2 separate regions of the Homo sapiens genome follow, and region 2 is linked to region 1. The links are chromatin contacts, found by POLR2A ChIA-PET in ENCODE. All regions are on one chromosome and are shown on one strand. The core of a region is the stretch at or near the end of the contact, and the rest is flanking DNA. Distances in the headings are between cores, read along the strand shown.

What was found. ChIA-PET counts read pairs that join two places held with the same protein, here RNA polymerase II (POLR2A).
Region 2: POLR2A ChIA-PET joins it to region 1 with 10 read pairs in T-cell. The contact joins the enhancer-like site here to the promoter of ICE1 in region 1. POLR2A ChIA-PET finds 5 or more read pairs at or near these places in 2 of 52 experiments (T-cell and activated naive CD4-positive, alpha-beta T cell).

Annotation. Positions count from the first base shown.
Region 1 is chr5:5,421,427-5,426,393 of GRCh38, reverse strand. ICE1 (interactor of little elongation complex ELL subunit 1) reads right to left here and starts at 3,717. Exons shown (of 19, transcript NM_015325.3): 1 at 3,395-3,717. The coding sequence starts at 3,478. LOC101929200 (a long non-coding RNA gene) reads left to right here and starts at 4,265. Exons shown (of 6, transcript XR_001742583.3): 1 at 4,265-4,967. RefSeq lists silencers at 3,285-3,424, 3,485-3,814 and enhancers at 3,845-4,094, 3,960-4,470, 4,471-4,967.
Region 2 is chr5:32,272,696-32,277,857 of GRCh38, reverse strand. It overlaps MTMR12 (myotubularin related protein 12), which reads left to right. Exons shown (of 16, transcript NM_001040446.3): 2 at 1,116-1,176; 3 at 3,736-3,878. Among named protein-coding and RNA genes, the nearest start is that of MTMR12, 38 kb to the left of the region's middle. Within about 2 kb of position 1,282, at least 9 of the 41 ENCODE cell types and tissues checked have a DNase peak (open chromatin) inside an H3K27ac peak, as active enhancers do.

The DNA of each region.
Region 1 (4,967 bases), core at 2,468-4,967:
GGCTCACTGCAACCTCGGCCTCCCAGGTTCAAGCAATTCTCCTGCCTCAGCCTCCTGAGTAGCTGGGATTACAGGCGCATGCCACCATGCCCGGCTAATTTTTGTATTTTTCGTAGAGACGGGGTTTCACCATCTTGGCCAAGCTGTTCTTGAACTCCTGACCTCGTGATCCACTGCCTTGGCCTCCCAAAGTGTTGGGATTACAGGCATGAGCCACCGCTCCCAGCCCAGATAAAATTCTTACACTGAACACAGTGCACATCTAACCTGGCCTGCTATTTCCTTGAGGGATATTAGGGCACCTTGGAAGCACTGTGTTCCACAAACATTAAATCTGAAAATGGCTGAACACTCCTAGTTCTGATGTCATTCCAACTTCAGTCCCTTCCACCTTGATTTCCTCTTCCTCCTGTATCTACCACAGTTCTCATGGTCATTTGAGTTTTAAACCTCGGGACCTTCCATTTCCTGACATGAGACCTGCCCATTCTTTACACTGTCTCATATTCAGAACCTTTTTCTTCTTTATTCCCCTTCCCAGGAACCTTCAATTACTTCAGACTTTTGTTATCACTATTATGTATTAGTAAAATAATTTACCATACCTAGTTGCACCCCCCTTCAATCCATCCTGCATACCACCGTTACTTCTACTACAAGCACTGTCCTAACGTAACTATGCAAAAACCTTCACCATCCCATAACACTGACAGAAATAAGTACAAGAATTTATGATGGTTACCATTCAAGGTTCTCTATAAACTGCCAGGAACCTATTTTTCTAGACTCACTTTGCACAACTACAGAATTCCTCCAGAGACTCTACTCGTAACTTTCCCCTAAAAAGGTAATCCAATTCCAGGCCACAGAAAATCCAAATGCAATAGTGTCCTGACCTAGAGAAGAACTCTGTAAACTAAGGCCCTACTCCAGTGTTTATAATGTTTCAATGGAACACAGGCATACTCATTTCTTTGTGAATTGTCTACAGCTGCTTTCACATGAAAATGGCAGAGCTGAGCAGTTCTGAGCAAGTCCCCAAAGCCTAAATACTTGTGATCTTGCTCCTTACAGAAAAAGTTTGCAGACCTCTGGATCTAGGATTACTCTTATTGATGTTTTGAGAACCCACAGCAGGAAATGTGGCAAGGGTAGAAGGAAGGAGATTCAATTTCTAGGCCATACATTAGAGTAGTTCACACCACGGTGGAAGCAGTGGAGATGTTGAAAAGTGGGTGAATAATGAAGGCAGAGCGGACACAATCTGATAAACTGGATACAGGTTATGAGAAAAAAAGAGCTGCACCAAGGATGCCATCTAGTTTCTGGCCTAAGCAACCAGAAGAATACAGTTGCTAAATTTAACCATAACAGATCCATGACTGAAAAGCACAGTTCACATCAGTAGTTCTTCTGCACAAAAGCCTCCAATGACTCACCATTTCCATCGCCCAAACCCCAACAATGGTCTACAGGAGCCCACACAATCAGGCCCTCCTCCTACCTTCCTGACTCCCAGCATTCACTCCGCTCCAGCTTCACTGGCCTTCTTGCTCTTCCCAAGCACACCAAGCCAGCTCCTGCTACAGTTCTTCACATCTGATGTTTCCACTGTATGGGAGACTTTTCTTCCAAGATTTCTACAGAGCTTATTATTCTCTCACCTTTGCTCCAATATAAACGTTCCAGGACTCCCTACTTAAATTCCAACAGCCACTGGCCTAGTCCTCACCCATTCATTCCCTCCCCATCTCTGTTCAATTCATCAACAACGTTTTCATTACCCTCTAACATAACTCATTTGTTTCATTTATCCTGCCACCCTCCTAGAACGGAAGCTCCAAGAGATCAAGAATTTTTGTCTTTTTCTCCCCTAATGCCATAATTGCAGTGTCTAAAATACGGCAGGTGATCAATAAATGTTTGTTGAGTGAATTGGCTCGAATAATAAATACAATGTATTAAAGATTCGGGAGAACTCCAATCACGTTCCTGGGGTGGTGGTGGCGGGGGCGGGGGGGCGTTATAAGATACCTACACAATGCAGCTCAGTGAAGGCAATGATCTGTTAGTTCTCCTTCTACTCACAAAAGCAGCACATTTCCTTCCTCCCCTTCCTTCAACACTTAAAATGTTTGCAATCAGTTCACAGATATTGCACTTAAAATGCAAACCAAGTTTCTCGGCATGGCCTACCTAGCCTGCACTCCCGTCTGGTCTCATCAACCATCTTCCGTGTGCACTATGCTCATGCCAACCATACCATGTTCTGCTCATCAAAGACACCCTGCTCCTTCTCACCAAAGGAACCTTTCCACCTGTTAATCCCTCTATCCAGGAAGCTCTTCCCACATCTCTTCTGACAGCCCGATCCTTCCCATTATTCAAATATCTGAAAGTTACTGACTCAAAAATTCCCTACCTGACTACTCTAGCTAAGAGACAAGACCAATATTCCAACATCCTCCTTTATTTTCTAACACCTAAAATCTTCTGAGGCCTTATTCACACATATGCATCTTACTTATGAGAGATCCTATTTTGTTCACCACAATGTCTGTAGTTCCTAGAACACTAGGCAGAGTAGGTAATGAGGTGCTGGTGAGTTCCGTTTTATCACTGAAACCGCGATAGTAGGAAGTTAAAAGAGACCCCCGACATCAGGCAGCTAGGAGAGTCGTGGGAAATGAGGGGCACTATTGCCCAAGTACCACCCCATAAGATCTGGAGCCATACTCTAGCAATTCTCCCTTATGTCACTCTAAAGAAGAGCCCACGCCGCTGTTAGAAACCTCCAGTCTCTGCATGCCTTTCATAAACTACTTTTATCAAACAACTGACAAGCTACTTGACCAATTACTTGGCTTGCTTTTTAAAAAATTAGCCTCGGGATGGCACATCTGCTATAAGCTGAAACGCCTCCCTAGACTCTTCGAGTCTAAGACTCAGACAACCCACATGTCACGTAAGATTCTGCCTCCAAACAACAAATACTCAGGATGGGCCAGAAGACCAAAGCGTTATCCTCAGGGAGATAACTGCCCTCGGCGTTTCACCTGTCCCTCACTGACCTACGGAGTCTGCCCTAGGGAGCTCCGAGGCCGGGTAGGGAAGGTGGGGGGCCCTCCAAACCTCGCTTACTCCACCCCCACCGTTACACCAGCGCATTCCAGTCAATGAACTCTGGGTTTCAAGCTTAAATAAAGCAAAGAAAGCCGTCCCCAAAACTCATGTAGGAAAAAGAGAGCAGAGAGACGAGCGAGCAAGAGCTACGGTTGGGAAGGGAGAGCAGCGCACTGAGGCACAGCCCGCGCGGCCGGACCCCACATCCCTGCGCTCCCGGCCGGCCGAGCCGAGTCCCCCCCCGCGCCCGGGGCCCCGGGAGGTGCTGCACCTGCTGCAGAGAGGCGCAGCCCTGACATCGCGACAGGTCCGCCGCCGTCCCGGGCGCCGCCGAATGGGTCTCGCCCGGCATCATGGTGCCGCCGCCGGGCCCGGTGGGCACGCACGCCTCAGGGGCCCGCGGCGTCGGCCCCGTCCTGTCTCTGCTGATGCCGCCGGGGCCGCCGCCTGCCAGGCCGCTTCCCGCCAGGTCCGGGCGGGTCCATCCGTGCACAGAGGTCCCCGTGGGGCTAGCAAAAGGCTCTCCGAGCCAGAGCTGCCTCAGGCACTAAAAAGAAACGCTACCCGGCGCGGCCCCCGAGCGCGACGCAGTCCAGTCAGGGCCCCGCCCCGCCCTGGCTCGCCCCGCCCCGCCCTGGCTCGCCCCGCCCCTCCCCTGGGCGCGGGGCTGCCTAAGGCGCTGCCTGAGCAACACCGGGAGAGGAGCTGTGCTATGCGGCGGGGGAGACGCCCACAGAGGAGCAGCCAATAGGAGTAGAAGGATCGAAGGTGCATTCCTACCACTGTTAAGGGTCGATCCTTTATTGCCACCTTGCTGTACGACAGGCTTTCCATAGACACCTAAAGGCCTCCGCTATGTGGGCGGTGACCCGCCCGTGACGTAAGCTCCAGACGCCTGAGAAGTGGAAGGACCCGGCGTCCAGGACAGGAAAGTGCGTGATTTACAGCTAGAGGGATAGGCGCTGTCCCGGAGCCCGTCCTGGGCCAGGGAGCAGGAGAGGGAGGGACTACAGTTCCCGACGCGCTGCGGGGCGGGCGGAGATCGTGCGCTTCGGCGCCAGTTGCACGGCCTTAGCAGCCAGTGGCGGCTCCCCTGCTCCTGTAACAGTCCCCTTGTCTTCTGACCTTTCGCTCCTCGGTCATGTGTCCTCGCCGGTCGCCGCGGCAGCCAGTGATGCCCGAGCGGCGGGTTCCCAGGCCCAGGTGTGGGCGCCACCGCCCACCATGCGCCAAGCCCAGAGCCTGGTTGAATCGTTCGCCACCTTGTCTACCCATTTTGGCCATTATCCTGCCACCTCCAAATCCTGTTTTTGACACTTCTCGGGAGAGAGAGAAAACGGAAAGATAAAGGAATAAACTCCTCGTGGTCGTAGTTAGTGGGTAAATTCAGATCTCGTTTGAACCGAGGTTTTTCTTATCTCCAGCCACCGTATCCACCACCACCAGAATCGTCTTTTTAGTCATCACAGCTGGTCGCCGTCAGTACCTTGTTCAGAAGCCTCTCGCAGCTTCCATCGTGTGGTTATACAATCCAAATTCCTTATAAAGTCCAAATTCAAGAGGAGGAATGCACGTTTAGTTAAGTTAATGTCTAGACCTTACCAGCCAATTTCTAGCTCCTCAGTATGGAAATTGCAACTGAAAACACCCCTTCCAAAAAAAGCAGTCTGCATTTTTCTCTGAGTTTTCTTCTCCAAATTTCGCACCCCTGACCTTGCTTACACACTCTGGATACCACCTGCTGTGGAGTGGCGGAAGCAGACATCCAGCGATAGCTAAGTTTCCTGTCGTTGACACCCAAGCAAGACAGGCGTGTACCTAACTGAGGACCTGCCGGTGATAGA
Region 2 (5,162 bases), core at 33-2,532, about 27 Mb before region 1:
ATTCATGTTTTCCTATTCTTACCTTTGGGCCTTATTTATGTGTCCATATTCTTTCAAGAACACATCATCTTTTGCTTTCAACCCTTGATCCTCACTGGAAGGAGAGGGGATCATGCTGTGGCGTGTTGTCTCTTTTCTTTCTTTCTTTTTCTTTTTTTTTTGAGACAGAGTCCCACTGTTACCCAGGCTGGAGTGCAGTGGCATAATCTCGGCTCACTGCAGCCTCTGCCTCCCGAATTAAAGTGTTTCTCCTGCCCTAGCCTCCCAAGTAGCTGGGATTACAGGCACTCACTACCATGCCTGGCTAATTTTTGTATTTTTAGTAGAGACGGGGTTTTGCCATGTTGGCCAGGCTGGTTTCGAACTCCTGACCTCAAGTTATCTGCCCATCTCGGCCACCCAAAGTGCTGGAATTACAGGTGTGAGCCACCACGCTGGGCCATCTCTTTTATTTCAGATTCTGTGTTTGAGCAGCCTTGCTTTGCTATGTGACACTTCAAGTTGTTCCTTAGATAAGGAGAGATAAGGAGTGCCCACCTCACCCCCTCTACTTGGGACAGCTACTAGTTATCAGTCCTAAATAATTAGTTTAATACATTAAATATCCATAACTTGGAGTTTTCTGTCTTCCTTTAGTTAGAACACTTCCTGTTTTTAAAAAGTATCTAGCTTGGGCCAGGCATGGTGGCTCACGCCTGTAATCCCAGCACTTTGGGAGGCTGACGCGGGCAGATCACAAGGTCAAGAGATCAAGACTATCCTGACCAACAAGGTGAAACCCCATCTCTACTAAAAATACAAACAATTAGCTGGGCGTGGTGGCACACGCCTGTAGTCCCAGCTACTTGGGAGGCTGAGACAGGAGAATCACTTGAACCTGGGAGGCAGAGGTTGCAGTGAGCTGAGATCGTGCCACTGCACTCCAGCCTGGCAACAGAGTGAGACTCCATCTCAAAAAAAAAAAAAAAAAAAAAAAAAAAAAAAGTAGCTTGTAACATAAACGAAAAGCTCCTGAGGGTATGTGATATTTTAGTGTGTATTCTGAAAGCATGGCTTAATGTTATTCATTTTAAACCCTTAAACAAAGAAAAATATCCTTTGCTCTTCTCTTTTAGGAAATTCACACAAACGAAAAGGAAGTAACAGAGAAGGAAGTAACTCTTCACTTGTTGCCAGGTAACTGTCATGTTAGCATAGTAACTCCTATGCAAGGCAAAGCCAATGATAAATTACATCATCCCTAGCCTTGCTATATTTAAACTCCTTTGTTTTCATCTTCTCACATATAACAGTAATGAATTGAAAAAACATATCAAGGTTTGTAGTTCAATAACTACACACCTGGGTCTGAGTATTACAACATCTGCAAAGAATTTTTCTTGTTTCCTCTTCCCCCAAACTGATGAAAATAAACCTGGAATGTTCTCACTGCTTTCACAAGCAAATGAGGACTTTTTCAGGCCATTCTAATGGCCTCTTCCAGTATGCTGATCCCCAATCTGTAGGGAATTGAGGAAAACAATTCAACTGCTATGGCCTCCCAAGGCAACCATTGGTGGGTGGCTTTACCTCTCAGTCCATACCCACTTGTGCATGTGAGCACGTGTACTGGGGATGCTGGGGTTTACCAGCCTTGGGGCTGCCAGCACTTCGCCCTGCAGTCATTGCGAAGGAGCCTGGATTGGTTAAATATTTTTGAGGTAGAGGACAGTGACTTTAGCTTAAGTTAAGTTTTAGTCATTTCCATGTTCAGGAGTAGTAACTACTTGGTGGTGTATCCTCTCCATATATGGGATATTCTGTGATCCATGTATTTAATTCTTTTTCTACTTTCTTTTTCTTAATTCAAAATAGCTTTTTTAAAATAAGTTCTTTAAGGTACATTTCCCCAAAACAATACAGGCTTTATTCTGTTGCTTTTTATTTTATTCCAGTTTATTGAGGGGATATAAATCTGTGCAAGTTTCTGACTGATCCACGTTATTTGGTAAAAGAATTCTATAACTTTTTTTGATGTTTTTAAATGTCAAAGGCTTTTTTTCTATAGTGATGACTTAAACCTTATCTCCTCTTGTTTTTCTCTTCTTGGTGTTATAGATTCAGAAATTTTATTTTTAGCTTAGCATTATGCATATTCTCCCCCCTCCTGAATTACTTCACAGTCTCATCTAGGTGTGGGTGTGCAGCGGTGAGTTCACAGTTAACTTCTCTGAGCCTAGTTTCACAAACTAGACAAAGATCATTTCTAGCTCCCAACTCTTGTGCTTCTAGACTCTGTGATCTGGTATAAACCAGCTGATTATGGCACAACATGCCATGTTTGCAGAGGGCCTCACCAGGAATGTTGTATTAGCTAGTGCATGCTAATTTCTGGTCGCTAGTACATGAGCATGGGACGGGGCTGGCCTGGTCTTGGGGAGAGCCTCACCATTAAAAGTATTTCACCATTAAAAGTATTGGGAGGTGAAAGCACAGGAAGCCTTGCTTACATGTCTTCCCCCATGGACTTGGCAGAGACACTTTTTCTGGGACTATTTTAAACCCTAATGAGGCCCTGTCTTCATTATTTCCTTCAAACTGTGATCTCTTGAGAGGCTGACCTAGTGACTGAGCCATCTTCCGGTATTTCCTTAGTGTTTCAGCCAGAGGTAATTAACCCCTTGAAAGATGAGAGAACAGCACCATAATATTTGTCCCTTCTGAGTGTCTGAAACTGTTCGTTTTCATATTGAAGGTAGACTAAATAAATTTTGAGCCAAAAAGTAAATTTAAAGACCTTGAAGGAGCTATCAAGTGGGAGATTCCAAGGAGAAGATGGTTATCTGTTGCATGAGAAGAAAAATCCTTTGGGTTTTTTTTGTTGTTGTTGCAAAACATTTATACTTAGTTTTTCATTTCCCCCATAGTCTTCTCTTTTGCCTGCCCCCGTGAGCTCCTCTGCTTCCAGATGGCAGAGAATACTGACCTATTCCCTAATCCTCATCTTTTTGACTGCAAGGAGGGATACTTTCTGTCTCCAGGGGCTGCAGCTTCTCACGTCGGCTGGGTGCTGCAGATGGAGGAGGAGAGGTGACGCATTGAAAGGAAATACGCTTAACTAAGAAAGAGAGGAAACACGTTTTTTCCCCACAAACCTCTGACCTCTGTTTTCCCAGCGTGGAGCCAGAACGAGGGTGGTCATGCTGTGGAAGGCGGCAACACCTCCTGGATCTATGGAAGCTGCCTGGAAGTCCCATGGCCAGGGAGGCACTGTCACTCTCTCTCAGCACTTCCAGTATTAGAAGCTGCCCCCTCTCACAGGAAAGTGGGCTTGGGATCTGCGTTTTTTTAGGGCAGACTGGGGCAAGCCCATCTGTGTTCACTTAGGGTATTGCTTCTATGGAACATCTGCTTGGGTCAAAGTAATGAAAACACTAAGATTTCTGCGTGAAAGTGCAGCTCAGATCATTAGTACCTATTTGGAAATTTCCATTATTCCCAGTGAGAAGATAGAGAAATGTCCTGCACAGAGGTGTATCTGAGCCATTTCAATTTCACTTCTTGGTGGTTTCCACTCTGCCGCATCTTCTCTCTTATGTTTTTGCAGCTCCTGCCATGCTGAAAAGTGTAAAGTTCTAAAGCCCTGTGTTGTATTGTATGTTTGTCCTTATGTAAATAGGGCTGGAAAGCCTTTAGTGTTTGCATATCGTATGTTCCCTGAGAACTCTAAGGAGGACCTGTTTTGGTTTCTACCAGGTGAACAGCTGCTTTGTGAAGCCAGCACAGTACTGAAGTATGTCCAGGAAGATTCCTGTCAGCATGGGGTCTATGGGAGGCTTGTCTGCACAGACTTCAAGATTGCCTTCTTGGGTGATGATGAATCTGCATTGGATAATGATGTATGTATGGGCTGCATTTGGCAGAGTTTGTGGGCAACAGTGTGGTTGTGGTTCCGTTGTCTTTTTTTCCCAGCTTCTCAGTTACTCTACCCCCTAACACACATAAACACAAAGGACAGAAATCCTGAATGTATGAACTGCATTTGGTGAAGTTTGGGGGGAATAGCACAGTTGTAAAATAGCTCTGTTGTCTTTTTTCCCCCAGCTACTCAGTTACTCCACTTCCCATCATCCCCACCCTCCCCACCATCCCACATAAATACACACAAAGGACGGAGTCCTTCTCATCACTGGCCTGCTCTCTGTCGTTCAGGGTCTCCTTTCCGTGGCAGGACCGTTAAGAAATTTCTCACCCGTGCCTCATGTCATACTGGCTTACTTTTGACCTCATGTGTCAACTTTCAATTTTCTTCTGTATTTCAGTGCAATATATATCACTCACTGGAATAACATCTTCCAAATATACTAGTTCCCCACGTTTTCTCTATACTAAGCTCTTCCTTAAACCCAGGAACTGAGTTCAGTAATGAAACCGATGGTGAATGCAGCCTTTGAATTTGGGTTCACTCTGTTTTTGTTTTGTTTTTTATTTTTAATTGTTTTTGAGACAGAGTCTCACTCTGTCATTCAGGTTGGAGTGCTGTGGCGTAGTCGTGGCTCCAGTAATCCTCCCACCTCAGCCTCCTGAGTAGCTAGGACCATAGGCGTGTGACATTCACGCCTGGCTAATTTTGTTATTTTTGGTAGAGGCAGGGTTTTGCCATGTTGCCCATGCTGGTCTCGAAGTTCTGAGCTCAAGAAATCCACCCGCTTTGGCCTCTCAAAGTGCTGGGATTACAGACATGAGCCGCCTCACCCGGCTCACCTTATGTTTAATCTGAACCTAGTAGCAGTAGCCTTGTGAAATTTGTTCCTATTCATGAAGAATGAGCAATCAGGTAAGGAGAGAACTGCCCATACCACTAGGAGAGCACCATATGTTAGTGGAAACCCAACCAAGGCACATCCTGGCCCCAATGTGCCAACTGTCCCAGATCACCCTTGTTTTTTAAACAGCAGCACCAGTACTGCCTCTTCCATCTGGCCTTGGGCTTGGTTCATAGTCCTGTACAAAGAGAGCATTCACCAGAAACTTGAATCTCTTGTTCTTCCTGAAGCTGACTTCAGGTAGCTCTGTCAATCCCCTGTTCACATTTGTGTGGAGAAATGTTAACCTGTACATAACTTCCCCACACTTCTCAAAGTGATTGTGTGTGGCATGGTGGGTTTGCCTAGGAGGGGCCC